Regions from separate parts of the Homo sapiens genome. Here region 1 is linked to region 2. A link is an interaction called in ENCODE POLR2A ChIA-PET data of the cell type or tissue named here. Cell type or tissue: endothelial cell of umbilical vein. All regions are shown on one strand. Links, peaks and the distances in the headings refer to the core of each region. The heading gives the core; the rest is flanking DNA.

Region 1 (6,908 bases), core at 2,714-5,213, 400 kb after region 2:
ATATTTTCAAATATTACAGAAGTAAAAAAGAATACAAGATATACCAACCACTTACAGTAAACAGTTGCTAACATTTTGCTGTGTAGCTGACATGTATCTATGTCTTTCACCTGACTTTTTTTTTTATTTTTGCTTTAAGTCAAACTCTAGACCACATTAGATCTTCTAAAAATAAGGACAGTCTCTTAACCACACCCAAAGAATTAATAAGGTTCTAATATCATCTGCTAAGTAGGCCATATTCATATTTCCCTAATTGTCTTAAAGTATTTTATAAATCATTTTTAATGGAGTCCAACAGGATATCACATATTACATGTGGTTGTTAGATCTCAGTTCTCTTTTAATGTAAAAAAAGTTCTTCCCATCTCTTTTTCTTCTTCTTCTTTTTTTTTTTTGAGACAGAGTCTCGCTCTGTTGTCCAGGCTGTAGTGCAATGGTGCCATCTCAGCTCACCACAACCTCCGTCTCCCGGGTTCAAGCAATTCTCCTGCCTCAGCCTCCCAAGTAGCTGGGGTTACGTGCGCCCGCCACCATGCCCTGCTAATTTTTTGTATTTTTAGTAGAGACAGTGTTTTGCTCTGTTGGCCAGGCTGGTCTCAGACTCCTGACCTCAGGTGATCCACCCACCTCAGCCTCCCAAAGGGCTGGGATTACAGATGTGAGCCACCGCACCCAGTCTTTTTCTTCATTTTTTAAGATGGTGCTTTTTTTTTTTTTTAAAATGTAACAGCATTATTGTGATATTCACAAACCATGTAATTCACTCATTTGAAGTTTATAATTCAATGGCTTTTAGTCTGTTTCAGGAATATGTGCAACCATTACCACAGTCAATATTATTGTTCTTTTTTTTTTTCTTTTTTTTTTTTTTTTTTTTGACTATCTTGCTCTCTTGCCTGGGCTGGAGTGCAGTGGCACGATCCCAGCTCACTGTAGCCTCAACCTTCTGGAGTCAAGAGATCCTCTTACTTTGGCTTCCTGAGTGGCAGGGACCACAGGTGTGGGCCACCACACCCAGCTATTTTTTTTCTTCTCTGTCTCCCAGGTTGGAGTGCAGTGGCATGATTGTAGCCCACTGCAACCTCTGCTTTTTGGGCTCAATTGCTCCTCCCACCTCCACCTCCTGTGTAGCTTGGACTACAGGAGCATACCACCATGCCTGGCTAATTTTTGTATTTTTAGTAGAGATGGTTTTGCCATATTGCCCAGGCTGGTCTTTAACTCCTGAGCTCAAGGAATCTACACACCTCGGTCTCCCAAAGTGCTGGAATTACAGATGTGAGCCACCATGCCTGGCCACCACAGTCAATTTTAAAACATATTTATCACCCTAAAAAGAAACCCCATACTGTAATCCCCAAAGTGCTGGGATTACAGGCGTGAGCCACCACGCTGGGCCCCAGATGCTTGTAAGTGAATACACCCCAGCAGTCAATAACCACATCAACCTGACCCTGAAACTTCTAGGAACTTCTGCCTGCCCTGGGAGGCCGGGGCAGGCAGATCACTTGAGGTCAGGAGTTTGAGACCAGCCTGGGCAACATGGCGAAACCCTGTCTCTACAAAAAATTAGCCAGGTGTGGTGGCGGGCACCTGTAGTCCCAGCTACCCAGGAGGCTGAGGTAGGAGGATCGCTTGAGCCCAGGAGAACTGGGCTGTAGTGAGCCAAGATGGTGCCACTATACTATAGCCTGGGCGACAGAGCGAGACCCTGTCTCAAAGAAAGGGGGACAACAAAAGATCCATGTGGGTGGGTTTCTCGGGAGCATCATGACGTTAGTCTGTGGAGTCTTTAACGCGCCCAAGCTGACTGTTGGTAGAGCCGTGACCACATCTGCTGCTGCTTTGTATTTGAGACTATTTGAGTTGTGATGTTCCTGCCAACGTTCCTTGGTATCTCTATACGAATAAAATATTCCACAATCGTTTACTGTTTCTCATGATCTATGGCATCAGTCTTGGCAAGTCCTTTCGTTGATGAATATTTAATAAATACTTAACTGGTCACTTCTGCAGCCTTGTGTATTTTCTAGACAAAACCAAGGTACTTACAGTTCGGTCAGAGAGAGAAGGGCCCAGAGAGAGCATTAGGCTCTCATTCCAGCAGCAACTGTAGACCTGGCTGGTTGCTGCCATCCTGGGCCTGGGGGCACAGAGGGGTCCTGCTTAATCGGCTGACTTTGTAGACTGGCAGACACCTGGGGTTTGTTTCCACATCACAGCAGGGCACTTGGGCATCTTCACTGAGCATGTTTTTAAGTAGGTGAGAAAATATTGGAATCCCTTGGAAATAGCTGTAGAAATTGGACTATTTACAAATTGTCGTTTGAAATTGAGAGGTAGTTGACCTGTATTTCTCTTAGGTTTGTCAAAGCAGACTTGAGAAGGTTAATTTCTGTACATTTTATGATTTCTAGGCATTACGTAGGTATTTGCTAATATTCTGCTTTTGATACAATAGCCTTTGGGGGGTGTGAAGATGGCAGGAGGCTGGGCTCAGCTGCTGTGCCCATCACTGCTGCTTGCTTCAGTCTGCTCTCGGTGATCTTACTGTGTCCGCGGCCTGCTGCTGCTTACTGTCAGGAAGTGTGACTTGGGGAGTCACTTACGATAATGTCTATTTACAGGTCATAAGATAGTGCTACCCATGCATTCCTTTGCACAACTGCGAGATCTCCATTTTGATCCCTCCAATGCCGTGGTCCACGTGGGCGGCGTTTTGTGCGTTGAGATAACCATGTACAGCCAGATGCCTGTGCCTGTTCACGTGGAGCAGATTGTGGTCAATGTCCACTTCAGCATTGAGAAAAACAGCTACCGGAAGACTGCGGAGTGGCTTACCAAGCACAAGACGTCCAATGGGATCATTAACTTTCCACCCGAGACCGCACCTTTCCCTGTATCCCAAAACAGTTTGCCCGCGCTGGAGTTGTATGAAATGTTTGAGAGAAGCCCATCTGATAACTCCTTGAACACGACTGGGATTATCTGCAGAAACGTCCACATGCTCCTGAGAAGGCAGGAGAGCAGCTCCTCTCTAGAGATGCCCTCAGGGGTGGCTCTGGAGGAGGGTGCCCACGTGCTGAGGTGCAGCCACGTGACCCTGGAACCAGGGGCCAACCAGATAACATTCAGGACTCAGGTATGCGTTCAGGGTGGGAACTTGACTTTCAAGTTTGTAAAGCAGGGCCGTGGAGCTTACAAGAACTGTCTGGAGTGTGCTGTGAATTGAGTAGAGTCCTTTGTTCTCCTAACCCTGTTTTTGTCTCTGTCCTTATACAAAAATACACTGATGTTTTCTTTCGTGTTTTATACAATTTTCTGACATTTGATAAATTCTGAGTGAAGTTCTTAACGTAGATATTTGTTCTTAGATTAAGTTAGCTTTTTAACTCATTGGATTATTGGATTCAGTTAGCTTTCCCCCCTGCATATGAAAATACACACCCTCATTTGTTAAAATGAGCTTTCAAAGAAGGTGGTACACTTTCCCACTCAAACTTATTTTCCTTTTGTGGCTGGCTGGGTGTCAAAACTGGTGTTTCTCACCCACTCTAACATAAAGTTTTCTCTGACACAGGATATCCTGTAAGTTCCACTAACTCAACAGGATTTGGCCTGTGGAAAGTACAGCTATTTGTCACATTTTTTAGTCTAGGGCAGGGCTTAAATCTCGTGCTGAATGTCTCTACAATGCCACAAATACAGTTTAGATAAGTTGAAAATACCTTATTAAAGTTAAATTTAAGCATCAGTTACTCAGAAAATCACGAATTGAGAGATTCTGAGGGCCTTGTGAAGAGCCCAAGCTTAGAGGTTTAGGCACAAGAGCAGGGGGTACAAGAGGGAAAGAAGTACAGGCCTTTCTGGAGTTCAGAGAGACCGCTGCACCGCGCTACCGCAGGAAGCTAACTGCAAAACTGGGTGACGTGGTTTCAAATGCCTGATTCTTTGACTCTAGGCCAAGGAACCTGGAACGTATACACTCAGGCAGCTGTGCGCCTCGGTGGGCTCCGTGTGGTTCGTCCTCCCTCACATCTACCCCATTGTGCAGTACGACGTGTACTCACAGGAGCCCCAGCTGCACGTGGAGCCGCTGGCTGGTGAGTGGGGTCCCCAGCCTTTGAGGAGGCGTGCTGCTGGGGCAGTTCTGAGGAGACCTGCTGAGATGCCAGGCTTCTCATAAGTTTTAGCTGTGTCTGCCTTTAAGAGATATTTTGGGTAACATAATGGAAATTTTGCCTGGGAACTAGCTGACTGCCTCTTTTGTTTATCTGAATGTTTGCTTTCCTGTAATTGCTTTTTCATGTTTAATAAACATGGTGTATCTGAAAATAAGAAACACAGAAGAATTAGCTCTGAGAGTGGAAAAAAGAAACTCAAGGTATTTTTTTCTATTGGCTCACTCAACCTAATGGTCAATGCAGAGGACTTCTGGGCCCAAATGTGCAGGGATTTCCCCCTGCCAGCAAGCAAGCAGTCGGTCCTGCAATTCAGTTCTGACCCTGTCTACTGGAGCTGGCGTCAGACACCACAGGGTGAGGGCTCAGTCCCCAAGACAGTCCCCCCCTTCCCATGCCAGCCACCAGCCCAGGGTTCTTTTGCTTGTGCTCCTGACCAACTAGCTAGAAATCAGGGCTCTCACAACCCCCTTTCTGGGTTTGATGAATTTGTTAGAACAGCTCACAGAACTCAGGGAAACAGGTTGACTGGATTATTATAAGGGATATAGATGAAGAAGTGTGGAGGGTGAGGTATGGGGAAAGGGGTGCAGAGCTTCCACGCCCTCCCTGGGCGCCACCCTCCAGGAACCTCCATGTGTTCAGCTGCCTGAAAGCTCTCCAGACCCTGTCCTTTGGTTTTTATGGAAGTGACATTACACAGGCATGATCGATTACACCACTGGCCACTGATGAGCAACTCGACCTTCAGCCCCTCTTTCCTCCCTGGAGGTTGGGTGCCACTGCTGAAAGGCCCGACCCTCTAATCCTGCCCTGGTCATTCTGGTGACCAGTCCTCATCTTGAAGCTACCTTGGAGCTGCCAGCCTCCAATCAACTCATTAGCCTACAAAAAGACATCACTTTGGAGATTCTAAGGAATTTGGGAGCTAGTATGCCTGGAAATGGGGTTGAAAACTACATGTGTATTTTACAGTGTCACATTAGGCCAAGAAGCAGCTAATGTCTACCACAGGGTTTCATAAATATGTATATAATTTCCTGCTTAGAAGTACGTTTCAAATGCTAAACACTAGATTTAGTTAGGATCTATACTCAGATCCCAGCACTTTGGGAGGCCAAGGCTTTGAGACCAGCATGGGTAAGCCAGTCGGGGCAGGATGACAAAACCCCATCTCTGCAAAATAAAAAAATGAAGTAAATTAGCTGGGTGTAGTCGTGCGCCACGGCCTCTAGTCCTAGCTACAGGCTGGAGCCCCAGCTGAGGCTCCTGCCTCAGCCTCCTGAGCCCAGGAGTTTGAGGCCTCAGGGAGCTGTGATTGCGCCACTGTTCTCCAGCGTGGGTGACAGAACAAAACTCCATCTCTTAAAAAAAAAAAAAGTTTTCCTTTGAAAGGGTTGATTAAACTTGTCCGTCTGGCATGGCATTTGAGAAATTCAAAGCTATTGTCCTTTCTGATAAGTTCTAAAATTGGAAGGAGTTGCTATAAACAAATGATTGAAGAACATGTGGCAGCTGAACAAGAGTGAGTGAATGTCTCCTTTGTTCGGGCTAGCAACGATTTATTTATTTGCCTGTTTCTTCTACGTGGAAAAAAATCACAAAGGGCATTTTTCTGTTATTCCCCCATTCCCCCTATTTTTCTGCATTTGTGCCTCTTGTGTGGCCACCAGCAAAGGCTGTCAGATGTGGGACACAGCAGTCAGTCTCTCCAGTGATTCTTCCATTGGAACATTGTGTAGAGAAGCTGAACTCGATTCCCGCAGGGGAGCCGAAGCACCAGCCAGCAGGCCCTGCCCTCCCCATGGCCCAGCGGCTGCAGTGCCAGGCTCATGGCCTGGCTCCTGCTTCCTGCCTAGTGTCCCCTGTCTCTGTCCACTCTCCCCCCGGTCCTGGTATCTTGCCTGCCTTCTGTCTTCCCTGCAGCAGGATTCTCAGAGGCCTCAGCTCACTCCTGCCTCTCATTGCTGTCTTGGAGTGAGGGGGAGCCACCTGACTGCTGACTGTTCTTAACCCAAAAGCCCGTGGCCTGAAGCTGAAAAATCCAGAGAAGGTTTTGAATATTTGAGCAGCACCAGCACAGTCAAGTTTTCTTTACAGTCTCTTCTTAAGCCTCATTATGTGATTCTCTTCTACTACTAATGGGCAGGCAAATTTTGTGACCCTCAGAGACGTAGTCATGATCATAATCCCTGACTTGCTGAACCAAGATGGGTATAAGACTCCTTGACTCACAGGATTCTTTTTTCCCCAGCAAGGTTCTCCTTCAACCCTGTAGTCCACATCATTGAGATGAAAAGTTAGGGCAGAAGGGAATGGAAGTAGAAGGAATTCATGGAGATCCCAAAGGAGCAAATCTTTCATAGTAAAAGAAATAGAGCCCCTTTCACCCCATTGCGGGCCCTGAGATGCTGTCTTCCGGTTGGCAGCGGTGCTGAGCCACGATCTCTTTTCCTTTAGATAGCCTTCTGGCAGGCATTCCTCAGAGAGTCAAGTTCACTGTCACTACCGGCCATTATACGATAAAGAATGGAGACAGCCTGCAGCTTAGCAATGCCGAAGCCATGCTCATCCTGTGCCAGGCGGAGAGCAGGGCTGTGGTCTACTCCAACACGAGAGGTGAGGTGCCGCCCACCCAGGCCCAAGGAGGATGCCCACCTTGCCCTGCACTGTGTGGGTGTGAGGGTGAGCCTGGCCTTGCTGCCATCCTGCTGAGCGCCCCTC
Region 2 (8,256 bases), core at 3,282-5,781:
TTTTTGAGATGGAGTTTTGCTTCTTGTCACCCAGGCTGGAGTGCAGTGGTGCCATCTCAGTTCACTGCAGCCTCCACCTCCCAGGTTCAAGCAATTCTCTTGCCTCAGCCTCCTGAGTAACTGGGATTACAGACACCTGCCACCAGGCCCAGCTAATTTTTTGCATTTTAGTAGAGATGGGGTTTGATCATGTTGGCCAGGGTGGTCTCAACCTCCTGACCTCAGGTGATCACCCACCTCGGCCTCCCAAAGTGCAGGGATTACAGGCATGAGCCACCGCGCCCGGCCACCAACATCTATTATTCTTTGATTTTTTAAATTATGGCCATTCTTGCTGGAGTGAGGTGGTATCTGATTATGGTTTTCATTTGCATTTCCGTGTGTTTGTTGACCATTTGTATATCTTCTTTTGAGAACTGTCTGTTCATTTCCTTAGCCCACTTTTTGATGGGATTGTTTTTTTCTTGCTGATTTGTTTGAGTTCCTTGTAGATTCTGGATATTAGTCCTTTGTTGGCTGCATAATTGGCAAATCTTTTCTCCCATTTTGTTTGTTTATTCTGCTGATTATTTCTTTTGCTGTGCAGAAGCTTTTTAGTTTAATTAAGTCACAGCTGTTTCTGTTTTCATTGCATTCACTTTTAGGTTCTTGGTCATGAACTCTTTACCTAAGCCGACATCTGGAAGAGTTTTTCTAATGCTATCTTCTACAATTTGTATGGTTTCAGGTCTTATATTTAAGTCTTTAATCCATCTTGAGTTGGTTTTTCTATAAGGTGAGAGATGAGGATCCAGTTTCATTCTTCTTGACAATTACCCCAGCACCATTTTTGAATAGGGTGTCCTTTCCCCACTTCGTTTTTGTTTGCTTGGTTGAGGATCAGTTGAGTGTAAGTATTTGGGTTTATTTCTGGGTTCTCCTGTTCCATTGGTCTACATGCCTATTTTTATACCAGTACCAGTACCATGCCATTATGGTGACTATGGCTTTATAGTATAGTTTGAAATCGAGTGTTCTGATGTCTCCGGGTTTTTGAGGGTTTTTTGTTTTTTTGTGTGTCTTTTTTTTTTTGGTGTTTTGGTGTTTTGGGTTTTTTTTGGCGGCGGGGAGGGGAGAGAGACAGAGTCTTGCTCTGTCGCCCAGGCTGGAGTGCAATAGTGCGATCTCAGCTCACTGCAACCTCTGCCTCCCATGTTCAAGCGATTCTCATGCCTCAACCTCCCTAGTAGCTGGAATTATAGGCGGGTGCCACCACGCCCAGCTAATATGTCTTTGTATTTTTAGTAGAGATGGGGTTTCACCATGTTGGCCAGGCTGATCTCGAACTCCTGACCTCAAGTGATCCACCAGCTTCAGCCTCCCAAAGTGCCGGGATTACAGGCATGAGCCACTACTCCCAGCCTCTAGATTTATTCTTTTTGCTTAGTCTTGCTTTGGCTATGCAGGCTCTTTTTTGATTCCATATGAATTTTAGGATTGTTTTTTCTAGTTCTGTGAAGAATGATGATGGTATTTTTATGGGCATTGTGTTGAATCTGTAGATTGCTTTTGCCAGTATGGTCGTTTTCACAATATTGATTCTACCCATCCGTGAGCATGGGATGTGCTTCTGTATTTCCATTTGTTTGTGTCATCAGTGACTTCTTTCAGCAGTGTTTTGTAGTTTTCCTTGTAGAGATCTTTCACATCCTTGGTTAGGTATATTCCTAAGGTTTTTGAGGTTTTGTTGTTTGTTTTGTTTTTTGTTGTCATTGTTGTTTTGGTAGGGGTTTTTTTGCAGCTGTTGTAGAAGGGAGTAAGTTCTTGATATGATTCTCAGCTTGGTCGTTGTTGGTGTATAGCCATCATACTGATTCATGTAAATTGGTTTTGTATCCTGAAACTTTGCTGAATTCATTTACCATTCTAGGAGCTTTTTGGGTGAGTGTTTAGGGTTTTCTAGGTATATGATTGTATCATCGGCAAACACGGACTTTGACTTCCTCTTTACCAGTTTGGATGCCGTTTATTTCTTTTCTGTGATTGCTCTGGCTAGGATTGTTCGTGCTTTTAAAAAATCTGGAAGGATAAACCAAAATGTTTTATTTATTTATTTAGAGACAGGGTCGGCCGGGCGCGGTGGCCCAGGCCCGTAATCCCAGCACTTTGGGAGGCGGAGACAGGTGGATTACGAGGTCAGGAGTTCGAGACCAGCCTGACCAACATGCTCAAACCCTGTCTCTACTAAAAATACAAAAAAAAAAATTAGCCAGGCATGGTGGCACATGCCTGTAACCCCAGCTACTCAGGAGGCTGAGGCAGGAGAATCACTTGAACCTGGGAGGCGGAGGTTGCAGTGAGCAGAGATCGAGCCACTGCACTCCAGCCTGGGCGACAGAGGGAGACGCCATCTCAAAAAAAAAAAAAGAGAGACAGTGTCTTGCTCTGTTGCCCAGGCTGCAGTGCAGTGGAGCAGTCATGGTTTATTGCGGCCTCAACCTCTTGGGCTCAAGTGATCCTCGCACTTCAGCCTCCCAAGTAGCTGGGACCACAAGCACACACCTCTTTATTTTTTGTAGAGACAGGGGTCTCACTATATTGCCCAGGCTGGTCTTAAACTGTTAGGCTTAAGCATTCCACCCACCTCAGCCTCCCAAAGTGCTGGGATTAAAGGCATGAGCCACCACACCTAGCCCAAAATGTTAGTATAGTTAGCTGTAGGTGGCAGAATTATGGGTGATTTCTGTTTCCTTTGTACTTCTCTATTTCCTACAGTGATTATATATTATATTTAATCAGAAAAAATCAAGCCGGTTGCAGTGGCTCATGCCTATAATCCCAGCACTCTGGGAAGCCCAGGCAGTCGGATAACTTGAGGTCAGGAGTTCGAGACCAGCCTGGCCAACATGGTGAAACCAAGTCTCTACCAAAAAGTACAAAAATTAGCCAGGTATGGTGGCGGTCGCCTATAGTCCCAGCTACTTGGGAGGCTGAGGTGGGAGAGAATCACTTGAACCCAGGAGGTGGAGGCTGAAGTGAGCCAAGATCGTGCCACTGCACTCCAGCCTGGGCAACCAAGCAAAACACTGTCTCAAAAAATAAATAAATAAACAGATAGATAGATAGATAGATAGATAGATAGATAGATAGATAGAATCAAGAACCTTTTTTTTCTTTTTAATTTTTAGACCTGGTGGACGGGAAGTAATTTTTTTTTTTTTTTGAGATGGAGTTTCGCTCTTGTCGCCCAGGCTGGAGTGCAATGGCGCAATCTCAGCTCACTGCAACCTCTGCCTCCCGGGTTCAAGCAATTCTCCTGCCTCAGCCTCCCAAGTAGCTGGGATTACAGGCATGCACCACCATGCTTAGCAAAATTTGTATCTATCTTTTGGTCAGGCTGGTCTCGAACTCCCGACCTCAGTTGATCCGCCCGCCTGGGCCTCCCAAAGTCTTGGAATTACAGACAGGCGTGAGCCACCATGCCCGGCCAAGAATCTTTAAAAGAAAGAAAAAATACTCTGGCCAGGCACGGTGGCTCACACCTGTAATCCCATCACTTTGGGAGCCTGAGGTGGGAGGATCACTTGAGCCTAGGAGTTGGAGACCAGCTTGGGCAACATAACAAGACCTTGACTTTACAAAAATTTTAAAATTAGCCAAGCGTGATGGCACATGCCTGTGGTCTCAGCTACTCAGGAGGCTGAGCTGGGAGAATCAGTTGAACCTGGGAGGGTGAGGCTGCCGTGAATCATGATCGTGTCACTGCACTGCGTCCTGGGCAACAGAGCTACCAGCGACCCTGTCTCAAAAAAGAAAGAATAAAAGAAATAGTCTAGTCTAGGTGTGGAGACTCATGCCTATAATCCTAGTACTTTGGAAGGCCAAGATGGGAAGATCACTTGAGCCCAGGAGTTTGAGACCAGCTTGGGCAACATAATGAGACCCCCATCTCTAAAACAAAACGAAAAAAAGAAATAGTCTGATTTTAAATTTGGTGTAGATAACAGAGTTGACTAAGGACCTGGAGCAAATTTTATGTGGTCATGGGAGTAGTCTCTGGGTCCCTCCGCTCCCCACATTTCTGTCGCCTAACCTGGACACAGACTCTCTTCCAAGTGCAGTTCCGGACGTTCCCTCCCAGTTGCGTTCATGAAACGTGTGCTGCGCCTGCCCCATCCTCCCCAGGCCTTGCCCTGATGTCGCACCACTAATAAGCTTAGAGGGTTCCAGAAACAGTACACGTTTAAAATAATTTTGAGTTCTCCTGAGTCTGTTTAATCTGCTTCTTCATAGGCTGTAACACTCTGAATTTTTTAAGTGCTAAAAGTTGCATTAATATTGACTTGTGCTTCCTGAAGCATGCTCGTGAAAAGTGACTGTACTGCTGTGACAGGTTCTCACCAAGGTCCTAAACTGACCTGAGACTAGGGCCGGATTCCTGCGTCCATGCTCCTACCCCTGGTGGTCCAGGGCGATGCCGTGTCCCATCCGCTTGCCTGCGTCCCTGGACAGGAGCTTCCCATGCACCGCAGCCTTCGTCCTAACGGGACCACGTGTGGGGGAGGAAATCATCGAAGGCAGCAGGGAATTGGGGTTTTATGGGTACAAAAGGCAAAACATGTGCTTTTTCCCAGACTTACCTTCATTCCCATAGCCTGAACAATCAAAATGTCCTGGGAAATTATAAATGGCTTTGCAGAGTTTTTCTCCTTAAATAAATTTTCTTTCATTTTTTCTTTTTTTGAGACGGAGTCTCGTTGTCGCCCGGGCTGGAGTGCAGTGGCATGATCTTGGCTCACTGCAACCTCTGCCTCCTGGGTTCAAGCGATTCTCATGCCTCAGCCTCCCAAGTAGCTGGGATTACAGGCACCCGCAACCACGCCCAGCTAATTTTTGTATTTTTAGTGGAGACGGGGTTTCGCCATGTTGCCCAGGCTGATCTAGAATTCCTGGCCTCAAGTGATCCACCCACCTCAGCCTCCCAAAGTGCTAGAATTACAGGCGTGAGCCACCGTGCCCAACCTTCTTTTTTGCTAAGAGACACCTAATTAGACAGTGGCTCCTGTGGAAGTAGTCACTTCTGTGTATTTGATATGTCAATAATTTGGTCTTTGGGTATATTTTGACAGCACTGGGCAAAAACCATTCCAGAAAAGATGGACTCAGTGATGAAAGAGGAAGAGATGACTGTGGAACCTTTGAGGACACAGGGCCCCTTCTCCAGGTGGGTAGCAGTTGTTGCTTTTTATAGAATATAGATTTGCTGTGGAGTAGCCTGACTAGAGAATTAGGGTCACAGCTAGTTAAGCTATAAGGCCTGAAGCGTAAACTCCTTTTTAATCCCTTCAGTCACTAAATGTCACCTTCTGAAGAATAACCTTATTGGAGACAAGGAAATGTAAATATGATGGAGTTTTGAAAGAGATAGTAGCACTTATTTTGAATGGCTAAGCTCTCCTCTGTTCTCTACCACAGAGCCAGCTCTAGTGGCACTTTTCAAATAAAAAAAAGTTTGCCAAGTACAGATTGCAAATCTAGATTAAATTTAAAATTTAATTACAAGCTCACGCCTGTAATCCCAGCACTTTGGGAGGCCCAGGCGGGCAGATCACCTGAGGTCAAGAGTTCGAGACCAGCCTGGCCAACACAGTGAAACCCGTCTCTACTAAAAATACAAAAATTAGCCCGACACCGTGGCGCACGCCTGTAATCCCAGCTACTCGGGAGGCTGAGGCAGGAAAATCATTTGAACCCGGGAGGTGGAGGTTGCAGTGAACTGAGATCATGCCACTGCACTCCAGCCTGGGTGACAGACTCTGGCTCAAAAAAAAAAAAAAAAAAGCACACCCAGGTAAATTTTGTTGTGGGTACTCTATCACAATTTTTTTTTTTTAAGAATTGCTTACCCAGCTTTTCCCAAGAATAATTTTTTTTTTTTTTGAGACAGAGTCGCACTCTGTCTCCCAGGCTGGAGTGCGGTGGCTCGATCTCGGCTCACTGCAAGCTCTGCCTCCTGAGTTCACGCCATTCTCCTGCCTCAGCCTCCCGAGTAGCTGGGACTACAGGCGCCCGCCATCACGCCCGGCTAATATTTTGTATTTTTAGTAGAGACGGGGTTTTGCCGTGTTAGCCAGGATGGTCTCGATGTCCTGACCTTGTGATCCACCCGCCTCAGCCTCCCAAAGTGCTGGGATTACAGGCATGAGCCACCGCGCCCGGCCTGAACATGCATTTTTCAAAGGTAGTGCTTGTGCTCCTGGTTGCCAAGTCCCAGCACAAGCTTGTTTAGCCTATCTGTTGCCAAATGCTTCAGTAAGGGTTTCTCTTACTAGCAGATGTAAATGGCCAAGTCAGGCAGTGTTGTTTGGCTGCAGACTTATGTTTAGTTTCTCTTCCTGCCTAGTTTGACTATAAGGCTGTTGCTGATCGACTCCTGGAAATGACCAGCAGGAAGAACACGCCCCACTTCAACAGGAAGCGCCTCTCCAAACTCATCAAGAAGTCAGTAACTGGGGAGAGGGTTCTGACATCATCATTCCTTTAGTTCTCATCTCCTGGTGTGGGACAAGCCATCTGCATGCTTATCTTTTTTCTTTCTTCTTTTTTTGTCCTTTAATGCTTTTGTGTATAGCAATGTAATAGACACATGTAAACTGAAAAGCTTAATGGAAACAGCAGTCCCACCCCTCAGGTTCCATTCTTCCAGTGCAGCCATACTCATCTCTTAGCTGCTTTAGAATGATGTGAAGTCTATTCATGTCTAAAATGAACCAACCAGAAACTGATGTGAATCTGCTATTTAGGTGTCTTCTGCTGGTGTGCTGCTGAGATAGATAGGGTTAATTCTTTACCTCTCCCCTCCCTCCCATATGGCTATGCCAAAAGTGTTAGTTAATTCAGCTGTCAGTGTTGATGTCACTCTGACCATAGTGACATGATGACCTGGAATTCATGGAGGGCCTCGTGTGGCTTGCTGTCATTGGTGACAACAACTGTCTGATCACACTCTAGGAGCCGGGCACTGCTCTGAGCACTTTGTATACATTCAAGTATTCCATGTTAAGCCCCCAGAAAGTAGCTCCTGTAGTTTTGCCCATTTCCCAGCTGGTTCTTAGGGCACAGGATGGTCCTAGCTTGCCTGAGGTCCCTGCCATCCAGTGTCTCCTCCCCCATGCACCTCCCCACACTGCGCTTCGATGCGTCTTGTTTGTTCTAATGCACAAAAATTGTGTGAAGCAAAACATGGCTTCGCCTTTCTCCACTGGAGAATTGAATATGAGAGAGATCTAAGCTATTTCTGCCTTCAGAAACAAAAATTGAATTTCTTAGTTTGATTTGGGTGTGCCAAGATGCATCTTTGGCCCGCCGTGTCCTTGCTGGTATTGATGGTAACCGAGGGCGGCACTGGCCTTGAGCTTTTTGGCTTTTGTATTGCACCACCCTTCCCTCACAGAATTTCCTGTCTAGCCTCCCCTCCTGGAGGAGAACGTGAATTAACAACTATTTAACTATGGCTTGTATTTTAAAAATCAAATACATATGTCTACAGAAGACAGAAGGGATTTCTTTATGAACATTTGTTATTTTTTTATTTTTTATTTTTTATTTTTTTATTTTTAGATTCCAAGACCTTTCTGAAGGTGAGGCGCGCCAAGAATCATCATTCATGGTGTTTTTCGTGAATATGGACCCCACTGGGGGCGTTGATGCCAAACGCTGAGAAACAAGATTGAAAGAACTTTACTGAAAACCTCTGATAAGAAATAATAGTCCCTAGCCCAGGCAAAATAGCAAGGCCACATCTCTACTAAAAATGAAAAAATTAGCCAGGCGTGGTGGCGTGATCCTGTAGTCCCAGTCACTTGGGAGTCTAAGAGGGGAGGATCGCTTGAGCCCAGGAGGTCCAGGATGCAGTAAGTTGTAATCACACCACTGCACTCCAGCCTGGGTGACACAACAAGACCCCAACTTTTAAGAAAGACAGACCAGCCCTTACCTAGTCATACCGCAGTACAGCGTGGGAAGTGATGCAAGCCTAGGGCTCCCTGCAGCCTGCCCACCTTCCTATCCTGGGCTCTCCCTAACCACCAAAGCAAGAGGGCAGACTGCTCTCATGTGTGGGTACTGCGATGTTTTGGTTTGGTTTTTATTATTTTAACTAGATGGATTTTCAATGGCCTAGGAAGGTTTTAATTGGATACTCTATGAAGGTAAAAAATGTAATTTCTCAGGATCCCTTTCATTTGCTCTTATGGTCAATGGTCCCCCCGGGAAAGG

The links. ChIA-PET counts read pairs that join two places held together with the same protein. Peaks named below come from ENCODE experiments on the same cell type or tissue, not always from the same donor. Only the 100,000 strongest peaks of a DNase experiment are listed, where the experiment ranks them.
Region 1: POLR2A ChIA-PET joins it to region 2 with 8 read pairs; 2 of 35 experiments call an interaction of 5 or more read pairs at or near these places.

Annotation. Positions count from the first base shown.
Region 1 is chr21:44,080,158-44,087,065 of GRCh38, forward strand. It overlaps TRAPPC10 (trafficking protein particle complex subunit 10), which reads left to right. Exons shown (of 23, transcript NM_003274.5): 14 at 2,631-3,145; 15 at 3,965-4,106; 16 at 6,645-6,803. Among named protein-coding and RNA genes, the nearest start is that of PWP2, 24 kb to the right of the region's middle. In endothelial cell of umbilical vein, for the core only: no CTCF peak of the experiment used is centred there; a DNase peak (open chromatin) is centred at 3,734; H3K27ac peaks cover 2,196 bases.
Region 2 is chr21:43,678,171-43,686,426 of GRCh38, forward strand. It overlaps RRP1B (ribosomal RNA processing 1B), which reads left to right. Exons shown (of 16, transcript NM_015056.3): 9 at 5,109-5,203; 10 at 6,383-6,480; 11 at 7,600-7,619. Among named protein-coding and RNA genes, the nearest start is that of RRP1B, 23 kb to the left of the region's middle. In endothelial cell of umbilical vein, for the core only: no CTCF peak of the experiment used is centred there; no DNase peak of the experiment used is centred there.